Regions from separate parts of the Homo sapiens genome. Here region 2 is linked to region 1. The links are chromatin contacts, found by Hi-C or POLR2A ChIA-PET in ENCODE. All regions are on one chromosome and are shown on one strand. Each heading gives the region's core, a stretch centred on a gene start or an enhancer-like site at or near the end of the contact. The rest is flanking DNA. Distances are from core to core; before and after follow the strand shown. Region 1 holds the start of MACC1 (MET transcriptional regulator MACC1). Region 2 overlaps OSBPL3 (oxysterol binding protein like 3).

Region 1 (6,982 bases), core at 2,260-4,759:
AAAATCTGAACAAGGGGGGAATATGCTGTTTCCTATCACTCTTTCTGGTATATTTGTACTACAGGGGCCAAACATGAGTGACTTTAACATACGACATAGGTCACTGAAGGATACAAAAAAAAAAAAGAAAAAAGGAAACAAAAATCCTTTTGATTATTAAATAACAATAAGCAATAGCTTGTGTGCTTGAGTTCCCTCTCCAGTGTAGGAAACCACTAGTTCTGCTCCCTCTGAGATACAGAGAAGGGGTAGAGTCTAAATTCTAACCCTAGTTAAGAGAAAAAAATTACCTCTGCATTAATGAGCAACCTGACAGCTTCCATGTGGTCAGGCAAATTTTAAGTTAGAAGGAACTTTAAGCAAGACTTCCTCATTTTATTGACCAGTTTAATGTAGGTCAAATATATATACATGTACTCCAGGCACTGTGGAGATTTAGGATATTTAGAGATAAATAAAATCCAGTACTTGATCTGATGGAATCTAAATATACTGGGGTAGGTAGTGACAACGTGGTAAGAGTTGTGTGAGAGGTTCGTATCACTCAGAGTTTTTAGCTTCAAGCAACAGCAAATGACTGTGGCAGATCTAAACCGAAGAGCAACACACCAAACTTCAGTCCCAGAATTGCTGGGAGGGGCTTAAGAATCAGGCACACAGCTTACGAAGCCAGAGCAGCCCCCAAAGCAATGCCACTGAATAGGTTCCTTGTTTCTGCTAAGGCCCAGGAACCACAATTTGCATGACCAACGCCATGAGCCCTGGACTCTGCACCCCACGGCCACCACAGTCACATCCGGAACAGCAGGTTGTTTGCACAGCTGCCTCTGCTCACCACAAGAGTGAGTTCTCTTCTGTCCCTGCTTCTTTGTGTCAGCAGTTCCTAATTCCTGGTCCCAGATAGCCATGTCTGATTGCCATTCTAAGTGCTTTGCCTCTCCCTTATCTACAAGCGCAGCTGGGACAGTGAGTCATTGGGATTTCAGCTTCTATGTTGGTTGTGACCATTGCGTAAGTCAGTACAAGAAACATGGTAGGGGTAAGGAGGTCAGAAGAGACTTTCTTAAGGAAGTGATCCTGAGCCATGTGCTGAGGATGAGCTAAGGCCCCAACTTTACATAGCTGGTGATACTCACACAAGCAGGCTAAGGGGCCTCCAGTCCTTATGACATAATTAGAGGAGAGCTGGGAGGAATTTCCAGACAACAGCCACCTTCACCAGCCAGCCCTTTTGTCTGATGGTCCACACAAAACTCATTGTATGAGTCAGCAGGATCTAGAAGGTTCACTTCCTCCACAGTGGCCGACAGCTAGAAGACACAGCAGAGCATGTGGGGACCAGGAGAATCCCATAGAGGCAGAGGTGTGAGGAACTAGCAACTGTGGAAAGAATTCCCTTCCCTGAGGGAGGAGATCAGTGGTTAAGAACTATTTAAATAGTCCAAAGTGCACAGTTTAATCTTTAGAGCCCGTAGATTAGATAATAGGAGAAGGGATCCATAAATGCTGGAGCTGATAATCAAAAATCATAGATAGAGGTAGGGCCAGGTTTCCAGGACCATGGGACTGAGGACTCTAGGGAGCCCAGTCCTTGGGGAGCTGTTAGAAAGGCAAGTGCACAGCAGGGATTGGAGCTGGTAAACAGTGAGTGCTGACCCACTAGGGCTTTCATTTCGGGTACTGTCAAGGGTTCAATTGCTAGATTTAATGCTTTGCCTTTCTGCAAATAAAGGCTGTGGGAGCCACACCAGACCAGACTGCAGGGGGATTCTGATAACAGTACTCATGCATGGCATTTAGGTAGCTTTTTAAATGTAAATGTTTTCCGGGAGACATAAAGATGGCATTAGGCATTAACACACACACACCTTAGAGTTAACATCTCAGTTATTTTATGTGTTGATTGTTTATCACAAACATCTACTTGTACATTAATGAGTTAATGAAGTAGGGATACAATGAGGCCTTGCCTTCAAATAGGAATGTAAGACTGCATAGGTACACACACACCCATGTAAACCAATGAAATGAGATATACAATGTGTTATGAGAGGAGCAGATGCAATATTATGAAATTGATTAGGAGGAAGAGAATAACTCAGATTAAGACAAACTGAGAAGGACATCTTGAAGAGTGTTTTTCATTGAGCTTTGGAAAAAATGAAATCTCTGAACATTTCAAGATGAGCAAAAATGGTTTCAGGGAGGAGAAATGCCATGCAGAATGCCCTCTGTAGGGTTTGGGGAAATTAAGAACCATTTGTTTTGGAAATAATATAATGACATAAAGGAAAGCTAGGTTCTAGTAGAGAGTTGAGGAACCTGTGACAAAAAGAAACAGAACAGCTCAGTTTGGATTGTGGGATGAGTCAAGGGGAAACTTCAAAGGGAATCTGGGTGGATTAGGTGATCTGGCAGCATGAAGCCAGGGATGCATCAGGGAGGAAGGGGTGGTTAGAACAGTAGGAGAGAAAGTGCAGAAAAGGGAAAGGAAACTTTTTCTTTGTCACCATTCTGCCATCTACTTACATTAGATGAATCCTTCTATTATGTTTCTGAACCCAGACCCAGCCAGGACTTGTCTCTATTCATTTTCTGGGCTGTGTCTAACAGGAGATAATAGGCTAGAGAGAGATGCTGTATGAACAAATAGAGAAACACATTTGTTTTAAACATTCTCTGTTGCTGATGTTGGAAAAAAATGTGAAACAATTATTGCACATTTCATTTCACTAAGTTTTACCTTTTTTCCCCTTTCCCCTAATTTTCTCTTTCTTGAATTTTGAACAAAATACACAGAAGGAAAACACAAAACACAGAAATGGAAAGTAAAATGGAAGAAAATATCAAGAAAACTTTATTCTTGCTTATATTTTAAAAGGCACATTTTAAAGTGTTATCTTAAAAATCCAGAGCATTTTAGAAGATGAAATGCCAAAAGGTCTCCATTATGTCTATATGTCTATGTCTTTGAGTGACAATCACAGTGCTGATGTAGAGGGAAAGGGGGAACTAGTTAGACACTGTCACTCACCTGGGAAGGCTTTATTCACCTGTTCCACAGGGCAGTGAGGCACCTTCAGCTCTGAATCACCGAAAGAGAATCTGGTGGGGCAAGTTCCAGCTGCATGAGGATTTGCTTGCATAAATATTTTTTACTTATTGCTAACACTGAGGGTGCCTTCTTACTCCCTGGCAAACATTAAACCACTTTTATTTCCTTTCATGGAAATAAGATTATATTTACAGATGGTTCTTAGATATACTCACCTGATTTTTTTTTAATTGCTTTTCCACCTGCTTCCCCTTTCTTCTTAGGGTGAAACTCTAGCCATACGCCCTCTTCTGGTTTCGGGTGAGGAGCCTGAATTGTGGGTATCGTAGTTCTCTTGCCTTTTGGGGTTTCTAGTTGGGCAGCTTTGGAGCCACAGTGGTAGAACTTCAAGTCCCAGGTGGCTCAGGAAGCAGGGGTGCAGTTGCCTGCCTGCATACGGAGCAAGGCATGTTTGAAGAGTACCCGGGTTTGGTAGAGTGACTTCTATTCACTAAAACCATGTGTCTGAACTGAAGAAGCTTGGGCTCACTTCCACAAATGTAAGTGCTGATTTTTTAAAAATAATATTCCTTTCACTATTGATATGTGCTACACACTAGGAAGTTGTATAATTTCCAGAAAAATGTAACAAACCAGCTGCTTAACAAATCAAGCCCTGCTTAAATAAAGGGAAGGTAACTGGTATTCTGTGGGCTTATGGGACATGTGTTAGAATAAACCTCATGACATAGAATAGAATAATACCTTGAGACATGGTTTAGAATAAAGTAGTTTATTTTAAAAAAAAGGAGGAACCCAGGTCACATTAACCATCAAAGGCAAAAACAAAACACTCTATGAGTTGCTTAAAATATGTAGATGGCTGAAATCCCCTAAAAACTTTAAATATCTCAAAAAGCATACAGGTATGTTAAAAAGACTGTGCTTTGAAGATAGATAAAGTTGCAATCAGCAGCCCCACTGCTTATTAGATTTATGACCATTGACAAGATGTTTCACCTCGCAAAGTCTCAGTTTCCTCATCTGTAAAGTGTGTGTGCATAACCTACCTCATTAGGTTAATAGCATTAAATTATGAATAAAAGATAATCATGTAATTAAGTTAAGGGGGTCATTAAATTAGCACAGTGCATTGTACTGAATAGACAGATGATACATGATGGAGGGTAACTTGGCTTCATCCTAATTAAGTTTCAATTAAGCTTGGAAAACACACCAAAGAAACAAAAAGACAAATACTGGATGATTCAACTTACCTGAGGTATCTGGAGTAGTCAAACTCACATAAATGATACTTAGAATGGTAGTTGCCAGGGGCTTGGGGGAAGGAGAAATGAGAGTTGTTTAATGGATATAGAGTTTCAGTTTACAAGATGAAAACACTTGGAGACTGTACAATAATGTAAATATATTTAATACTATTGAACTTAAAATTTGTAAGTGTAAACACTTACAAATGGTTAGGATGGTAAATTGTATGTTAAGTTTTTTACCACAATTAATAAAGATAGATTTTAAAAAATTTATTTTTAAGATCAAAAAGCATGTAGTGAAAATTCCAATGCCTTCCATTTATTAAAGGTCTTCCTAATTTCCTAAAAATGTCTTAAGTCTATATTCAGTGGGTCTAATTTAGGATTGATATTGACTTATCTATGTTAATGTCTGGTTTTTACATAGCAATTACTGGGTGATAATGATGAATTTCAGGTATATTCTTAAAGTTGTCTTAACCTCAGTGGTGATTCTTTTATGCCCCCCTGAACTTAATTACATGATTATCTTTTATTCATAATAGCGATTTTTAATATGATTTCATGGGTAGTGTACAGAATCTAGAAATTATGAAGTCATAATTATTAGTTACAATTTGCTTAAAAGCTTTAGTTATGACTCATTTTTAAAACTTAAAGCAAAAATATTATTTATTCCAGTTTTCTCAACTTCCTTGTAGCTAATTTACAAATAGAATATTTTTATCTGTTTGTGTTTTAGAGATAATAAAAACTATTAAGGCAAAGTTTGTTAAACACCATCTTATCTTAAAATGTATTGGCTGATTTGGAGGACAAAAGACATTTTGGAATTATACTAATTTTGAACTTGAAGACATGTCTGTTGAATTTTTAGAGAATTCTTTCTTGAAAGACCACACATATGCCTAGGTGTCTATTAAGACTAAACATCCCTTATGGCATTTGGTGATAAGTGAAGGTGATAACAACCAGCATTTCAGATGACTGTGCAGAGTTTTACATGTGATATGCCATATATTAATAAATGTAAACCCTATGTCAGCAAGTCCAGGATAGAATTAGAATGAAACTTGTAATTCTCCAAAGGTGGAGGAAAGCTGCAGAGGCACTGAACACTGTATACTTCTAAAAGGGTGGCTTTTTTTGTTGTTGTCAAGTGCCGTCTATGGTGTAGTGTCTCTAGGAAGTGTCATTCATTCAATTGACAAAGATTTCTAGCAATCCTGCAATATACTCCCCCTGGGCTGGGTTTAGAGGCTAGAAGAAACTCATGCACAGCCCTTGAGGGGATCCTTATCTACTAGCAGAGATATGACCTCATAAATAGTTAAAGAGAGTAAGTGCTAATTCATTAGTCATTCATGCTGTTCATAGAGTCACTCCACAGAAAGTGTGATGCTCAGTATCAGGGGATTAAAAAGACACCTTCAAAAACCTTTCTTTCAACTATAATTACTGGAGACCAAATAAATAAATAAATAAATAAATAAATAAATAAATAAACTTGAGATGTATATGAGTCATTCAGAAGCAGAGTGGAGTGACTTCCTAAAACACAGAAGAGACGCGTACCCAGGCTGCCAGAGGAAGGGGCAGTCACAGTGCCCTGAATTTCAAGAGGACATTGTGGGAGGTGGTGGAACTTTAAGCAGGCCTGGAAAAATGTGCAGAGTTGAGATGGGCAGGAAAAGGTCATGAAAGTATCTCACGTACAGCAGTGTTTTCCAAACTTTCGCACATTAAATGATTTTCGGAAACATATGGACTGATCAATCAATAACAATAACATTAAGATTACAGATTGAGAAAGTTATATTTTTTGACTTAGTTTCAATTCTTCAGAAATAAGTTTTGTTGTTTTTGATATGACTTAAACTTCTCCAAACACTTGTTTAAGCTTCCTTTATAACACTCACAGAATAAGCAATAAATGTTAGTAGGCAAAAAGTACTTAGTTTAATTTAATTACTGCTTTAAAATAACATTTATATATAGTTATTGCCTATTTATTACAATAGATATCAGCTTTTTTCATTTATGGTACTAATAGACATTAACCTTTCAAATATTTGTCTTACTTAAAATAAGAGTGAATTTACAGGAAATATTAAGTAAAAAGTAGTTCAGGTGGCAATTGGTAGTGGAAAAATCATGATGAGGTACCAGAATGAGTGAAGTTTGGGAAACACTGAAGTAGGGGGAATATCAAGCACAAGAATTAGGAAGTGAAATTGAATGGGCTGTTTTTATGTGTAGCTGGAAAGAAAGGAGGGATACTGGGTATTCCATGGAGGGTATTCTAGGGGATTTTGGATGATAATGCTGGAATAAGGTTGGTTGTGGAAGCTTTAAAGGGATTTATTCTTCAGCGGCTGGATAACAGGGGGCTCAAAATGGTTCTGACCAGGAGCCAACTGTGGAAATCCATACTTTAGCGGGTTCCTCCTGGGCATAGTGTGCAGGAGGATTGGAGCATAGGGAATATGACACCAGGAGAGCTCTTTGGAAATAGGTTTCAATAAGCTGAACATGAATAAATGAAGAGTGGTAGGAATTAAAATGGAAAAGAAGCAGAGGATGAAGGAGTAATTCAATAAAAAAGAAAACTGAATAATAATAATTATAGTGACAGCCAAGCTGCTCTTGAGTTTTTATTTATTTTATTTTTAAC
Region 2 (6,982 bases), core at 1,303-3,802, 4.7 Mb before region 1:
GTCCTCGTCCTAGTTGTATCCCCACTGACTGACCCTGTTACCTTAGTAAGATATTTAATTTCTCTGTGGCTCAGTTACCACATGACAATGCACTCCCAATCACAGCTTCAACTATTATGAAGATAAATGCCAAATGATAAGGGAGAAATTTTGAGGTCTGGGCTGAAAGGAATGTTTCCAGGGTTTTTAAGGGGTTCATGTGTCTTTTCATCTTTGTGCCCAGTCCTAGATTCCCAGTGTCACTTTGTGATGTGTCTGTCACTATCAGACACATACCGGCCTTTGTCAGCTGATTGGCCCCCACACTAGACCGTGTCTGCTTCTTGTAAGTGACTTTATAAGGGAGTCAGGGTTTGTTGGTCAAGGAGCCCCCTTCTGAGTCTGACCTACCCAGCAGGAGTGGGATGCTCTGGTAGCAGGAGCCTGCTAGCCTGAGGGACAGGAGAAGAGAGTGTTGCTGCTGACTTACCTAGGAGACTTTTTCACCCCATGTTCTCATGCTTCCCACCTGCTGAGTCTGGAGGTCTGCCAGGGCTTCCTGCCTGGGGTTTCAGCGATCTAATGCAGTGTCACAAACAACCCCAAAACTTGGTAAATTGAGACAATGACGATGAACTGGTAGGTTAATGACAATATTTATGTATCCCTGACATCTTTAATTTGGGTGGGACTTGATGAAAAGACATAGTTTCTGCTCTACTCACTGGCAACTGGGACAGCAGGAAGGCTGGAGGCTGGGACATTTGAATCCTTGCTCAGTCACATGTCTGCGGGTTGATGCTGGTTATCGGCTGAGGTGAGGCGGTCGCCATTCTTTTCCGAATGGATCTCTCCATGTGTTCTTTCCATGTTGGCTAGCTTGAGCTTACTCACATCGTGGTGGCTGAGTTGAAGGGCAAGCACCCTGAGACAACAGGACAAGTGGAAGTTACATTGCCATTTCTAATGCAGCCTCAGAAGTCACGAAGCATCATTTCTGCCATAATTAGAAGCCACTCAAATTTGAAGGATGGGAATATAGAAGCCATCTATTGATGAAGAAGTGTCACGGTCACTTTGTTAGAGGAGCATGTGGGATGGGATGTACATTGGTATGGTCGTCTTTGAAAAATACATCTTCCACACCCAGTAATGATGAATCAGAACTGGCATCAGCTTGCTCTAAGCCATAAATAAGCCTTGACGTCTGCCTTGGGTCTGGAGACTGGGTGCTTCTCATTTTCAGGAGCTATGATTGTCATTGTTCTGTGCTGGGGCTGTTCTGTCTTTGGGTGTGAGGATGGGAGAGTTGCCTTTTGCATAGTACTCAGAGTTCTTTGATGAAAAACGGTAAGCACAGAATGGTTTATTAGAATGCCCTTAATGTGCTAAACTCCCTAAATCAATGGATGTCTGCAGTGAATCTGCAACATAGGGGAATATGCAAGGAAGATCAAGGCCCTGGTTGCTGAATTTGATTTTTAAAATTAATTTGATGGAATCCAGCTTAGAGTTTTAACACATTACTTACATCCCACATTTTGACTTACATTTTCTGATTTGTAATTCCTATGAACTATTATTTTTTGGTAACATTCTTACTAGATGTAAACTCCTAAAGAATTAGGATCTATCTTTCCACAAATTTTTAAAGTTTGATAAATGGATACTTGAGAATATTTTCTTACTTCGGAGATAAAATTTAGTAAAAACCTTCTAGTAGCTAGTGTGAAGGGGAGGGAACACAGGTTATCAATTTGATAAACAAATAACCTACTACCTACCGTGTCAATTAAGAAAAAACAAAAACAAGGATGAGACAGTCTTCAAATTGCTTTTGATCTATACACTCTACTGGAGAGAATAAAATAACCATGTCATTGTTAGCATTGGGAACAGAGGTGCTTTTAGGTTTTTCTTGCCTTTTAGCTCTAGTCTACCAGTAACCACCCCACCTTTTTAAAACCTGTTTACTCTGCCTTTTCCTTTTATGTCTCTCTTTTTTCCAGTTTGCACTAGTTTAAAAGTGTCTCAGGTTAAGTTTTTTGCAGTAATCTTTCTTTCCCCTAGAAGTGAGTAAAACTTCCTGTATCCCTTTTTCTCCCCACCTATGTTCCCTAAATTAGTGATTCTCTTACAAGGAATTATTATCGCCCCTGCAGTTTTGGAAGGATACCTCCAAAATATATCTTGGGGACTTCGATTTATAGAATTTGGTTTAAGCTTAGATTCTGAGTCCCAGGGTTATTTTTAGTTAAGTGGACAAACAAACTTGAAGTGTGTACATCTGATACATGACCCACTAGGGTATTTTGTTTCTTGTTATTTGAGAGTGTTCAGTTAGCACTTATAGAGCATTACCCATTGTTAGCTGGCTGTTTACATTTCTGAAAAGATGATAAGTTGATTTTTGTAGGAAATAGGGAAGTTTTAAAACTTCATGCTCACATTTCATAGTAACTCAATTGATAGTCTTTTTAGATAAGTAATGAAATGCTGCCTGTGGTTGCCAATTGTTAAAACTCTACCAAGCTTCCGCAAGCAGTTGTCGGTTAAGGGAGCGTAATAACACCCACTGATAAAATTCAAACCACCAGATGTTATTTTAAGTTCTTGGGTGGTGCTATCTTTTCTTACCCTTTAAACTGCTAAGTCACATCCTGCTTTGCATTTCAATTTGGTATAAATTGGATGCAGCAGACATAGGTCTGGCATAAGATGCTCAAACAAAATTAAATACCAAAATTAAAGAAGGCAGTTCTGTGGAGTAAATCTGTCATTTCTGGATGCAAGATTATGTTAGAGCAGTGGCTCAACCCTTGCTGTGTATCCAAATCACCTGGGAGTGTCTCAGGATGCCCTTGCCCTGGCCTCATCCCCAGTGTCTGGACCAGTTAGTATGAAATGGCACCAGGCTTTGGGATTTTGTAGAAGCTTCCCAGGGTGATCCTGTCACGCAGCCGGGGTTGAGAAATGTTGCAGGAGGTGCCCCTCCCGACCCAGCTCACAGCTTTGTCCTCCATGCTTCTCTCTACCTAGTCAAGCCCTATCCACATCTTCACGGCTCCCTGCAGGCCACCTCTTCCTAAGCTTTTTCTCACAACTCCAGCCCCACTGAGCTCTTCCCTTGTGACTGCCCATAGCACCTACCAGATGGCCCACCCTGGGGTGTGTTCTGGCTTGTTTCATTTGTGACATCTTATCTCCTTGATCACAGTGGTTTCCTCCTTGGATTAAGTTTCTGTCACTTAGTTTCCATCACTGAAGGGTTAGCACAGCAGTGGACACATAGTAGTTACTTTATAGGATATATACTGAATTGAGTTTTCATCAGTGTGCCTGTCTTCTTTTTGCCACCTGTCTTTCCACTGTAGCTTCCTTTATTAGCCCACATTTATTCATAAGTATTTCTTCCTTGTAAGGTGTTGAAGGACAAGTAAGAGTAGCTAAGCTGCAGAAGGAGGAGGAAAACTCAGCCCATTTCTGATTTCTCCATTCAGGAATGGAGGAGTTGTCATAGGACCTATGGACTCATCTCTCTCCATTCAGAACATTGATTCATCCTGATCTGTAGTGACTCTTGGGACCACGTGGGTGATAAATGCAACATGAAAGGGGCTGGCTTGCTGGAGAAGGTGAAAATGATTTGAAGATTGGATGTCTACCATCTATCCTATTTTGAGCATTTGGGATTATTTCAGGCCAGGGTAATACACACCTTCAAATTGAAAATAGTAGCTTTCGGCCAGCCACGGTGGCTCACACCTGTAATCTCAGCACTTTGGGAGGCCGAGGCAGGTGGATCACCTGAGGTCAGAAGTTCGAGACCAGCCTGACCAACATGGCGAAACCCCATCTCTACTAAAAAGTACAAAAATTAGCCGGGCATGGTGGTGTGTGCCTGTAATCCCAGCTACTCATGAGACTGAGGCAGAAGAATTGCTTGAACCTGGGAGGCAGAGGTTGCAGTGAGCTGAGATCTGAGCTGAGATCACGCCACTGCGCTCCAGCCTGGGCGAGAAAAGCAAGACTCTGTCTCCAAAAAAAAAAAAAAAAAAAAAAAAAGAAAGAAAAAAAAAACAGTAGCTTTCCTTATTTTGTCAAATAATGAAAAGGATTCTTACTGCCATAGGTTCCTGTTTCTGGCACAGGAAGCTGGCCAGGACAGAGGTGATTGGCAGCTTTCTGTTAAGACGTACAGAGGTGACCTAAGGTTCCTAATTTGAAGGCATGCCAGCTTCTTAGGGCCAATGTTATTTGTGCTATACCTGTGTAACTGAGAGATTCAAAAATTAGGTAACTTTAACACGATTAAAGTTTATTTCTCTCTCATGTAACTGTTCAGATATTGTTATTCCTTGGCTGGCATGGTGACACTATGGTCTTCAACCAGTGTGTCTTTCATTTCTGGGTCCAGCTATCACCACCTCCCAGCTCTCAGGAATGGGGAAAGGGCAGGGAACATGTGTATCTCTTTTTAGGACCATGACCTGGAAGACAAACAACTCTGCTCACATCTCATTGGCAGCCCTTAGTCACAAGCCCCTACCAAGCGGCAAAGAATGCTAGAAGTGAAAGCCTCTTATTAGATGCCCATGAACCACATTAAAACTCGAGAGTTCTATTATTAAAGAAGGGGAGAGTGGATATTGCTGGATAACAAGCCAAGGCATGCATGCTAACTTACCAAAATATCAGATCTATCAGTTATCACCCCGTTCACTGGTTTGGGTAAAAACACTCTAAATGTCAAAAGAAACCTCAAATGTATCATGAGTTCTGTGAAGTCATGGTAGAAAAGTAGAGAACTTGAGGGGGATGTTTGATGTCTCTACTTTTTGGGGAAAGGTAGACCATGTGCTTGAAAAGGACACGCAAAGTAACTACAGCACAGATAGTGTTGATAAGCCGAGTTTGGTTTGTGGAGCAGGCTCTTGCCATCTTTTGAGGACAAGTGTGTTTGGCAAGAGATTTGCTAACTTGTTTAAGAGAGTTGAACTGAAATTTGATGGGAAGGAAAAAACGTTAAAACTTGATTGGCTAGAGAACAACCGGCAGAGCAAAGATAAAAAGACCAATAACAGAGGAGGAGAACATCAGTAATTTCTTTTTAAAAAAGCCTGGGCAGCTGGTTGGTAAAATACCTGCAGCTCTTTGCCATTGTGCAGCTTATGAGAATGAAGCAAAATAAACTTGAAACATTAAAACTTGGATATAGATAGCATCACTGGATCTGTCTCACCACGGTTAGCGTGGTTCTCGTGACTAGAATATGATTTTAGAAGGGGATGTTTTACTGTAAAGAAGCAGTCTTGGGGAAATCTAGACCTTAATGATGAATCCCTGGGTAAAGAGGGCATGGTAGGGAAGAAAGATTGTAATAGGATCAGTATTATGGATGGCCAGATAGAGGCTATGGAGGGCGCTTTCTTCTCAGAAACTGAAACTTTAGAATGAATACCACATGTGCTGATAAAAAGGAGATTCAATCAGATAATCACCCACTGGATGTTTCATTCGGCTAACTTCTGATAAACTCTTGACTTGTTTTGCCGATCATTTAATTTTTAAGAAGACTGAAAAAATAATGCAGAGAATGATAGCTCTGGGTTTCTTTCTGAGCCAACAAGGAAGCATTAACTAGTGATAGAAAGTGGCAGGAACCAGGAAATGAAATCCCCAAAGAAGGATGCTTTGGGCATAACATCTCTATGGTACTAGAAATATTTGAAACAAGTCAGAGAAAAGAGAGAAATGATGTCTCTTGTGGCCAAAGACTTAAAATGGCAAGGAGATCTCACAAGGAAGGAATAGCTGAAATATTCTGAAATACATAAGTAATCCCAAATGATTCCAGTGAACAGTAAAGACAGAAGTCTCCTATGGGAATAAATAAATGTGCTCACACTGAGAACTCTTTCCTTGGCTCAACAAAGATTGCTACCAGTCTTTGTAAATTACTTTCCACAGAATGTAGAGGTGAATAAAATGCAGTCCCGAGTGAGATATAGACCCAACATCTAGCAGTCAGGATATGAAGAGTGAGTCAGAGTGCAGGAAACGTGACTAATACTTTCAGGTAGCGCAAAAGGAAAGCAGAGTCCAAGAGGAAACAAACGCATTTGGGGTGGGAGAGGGGTTGAGAAAAGGCTTCATGGAAAAGGCAATGCTGAAAGTGATCTTCGGAAGATGGAGGACTTTGCCACAGACGGAAGAGAGAAAGTGGGTTAGGAGGGTGCTCCATAAAGAAGGACTCACTAGGAGAAAGGGAGAGTGCAGAATACAGGGTATGTATATATGAGTTGTTAGAGATGAAGTTTGAGTGATAACAGCCAAAGTGTAACTGAGTGATGTCTGGCAAGGACTATGCTGAGTGTTTTACATGCATTATTTTAGTCAATCTTCACAAAACCCTGTGAGGTTAGTACAGTTATTCATGCCTGCTTTCACATGACGAAGCAACTCAGACATTTAGCCACAGAGTGAGAGGTAGATCCAGAGTCCAAAACCAGTGAAATGCAACTATGTAGTGGAGGGTTTTGCCTGCCAGGCCTTGCTATTTTACTTAAGCTTGTAGGCATTGGGAATTTGGAGCAGGGGAGAGCCTGGCGATAAATTGAACTAGGGAATGGATATAAGGATTGAAGTGCTGGGAGAGAAAATGTGGAGTCAGTTGCAGGGCCTAATGGTGGTCTAAAATGGATAGGTTGTTTTGAGAATAGAAGAATATAAAACACATTGGGGGGTGATGAGGTCAGTGTCAGGGAGAGAGAGAATCTACACTACTGGGGGCTCTGGGAGAGGGAGTTTGGTTGGATTAATAGAGGGTGGGTATCTTAATCAGAGTCAGGGAAGCCAGTGGCAGGTATTAATATCAGCATGAGGGAGTAATGAGCATAGGCTTGCTGTTCCAGTGATGAATCCAGGGGCCAACACCAGGCTGGGGACTGGAGTGTGGGGGTAGGGAGCAGTGTAGAGGCTTTACTAAGGTAAGGGGCCTGTA

What was found. Hi-C counts contacts between places; a loop is a spot of excess contacts on that map. ChIA-PET counts read pairs that join two places held with the same protein, here RNA polymerase II (POLR2A). Pooled maps may share reads with other maps.
Region 2: a map with no recorded cell type shows a loop between it and region 1 (2.7-fold over the local background). The contact joins the enhancer-like site here to the promoter of MACC1 in region 1. A Hi-C loop is called at or near these places in 2 of 37 single-sample maps with no recorded cell type and 2 of 50 pooled maps. POLR2A ChIA-PET finds 5 or more read pairs at or near these places in 1 of 52 experiments (OCI-LY7).

What each region holds. Positions count from the first base shown.
Region 1 is chr7:20,213,911-20,220,892 of GRCh38, reverse strand. MACC1 (MET transcriptional regulator MACC1) reads left to right here and starts at 3,509. Exons shown (of 7, transcript NM_182762.4): 1 at 3,509-3,594. It overlaps GIRGL (glutamine insufficiency regulator of glutaminase lncRNA), which reads right to left and starts at 3,316. Exons shown (of 4, transcript NR_134569.1): 1 at 3,271-3,316; 2 at 2,530-2,637; 3 at 1,137-1,310. RefSeq lists enhancers at 776-905, 470-999, 916-1,065, 2,485-3,684.
Region 2 is chr7:24,906,846-24,913,827 of GRCh38, reverse strand. All of the region lies in intron 1 of OSBPL3 (oxysterol binding protein like 3), which reads left to right. Among named protein-coding and RNA genes, the nearest start is that of OSBPL3, 70 kb to the left of the region's middle. RefSeq lists an enhancer at 2,999-3,148. Within about 2 kb of position 2,552, at least 4 of the 41 ENCODE cell types and tissues checked have a DNase peak (open chromatin) inside an H3K27ac peak, as active enhancers do; they include OCI-LY7, where a contact is called at or near this core.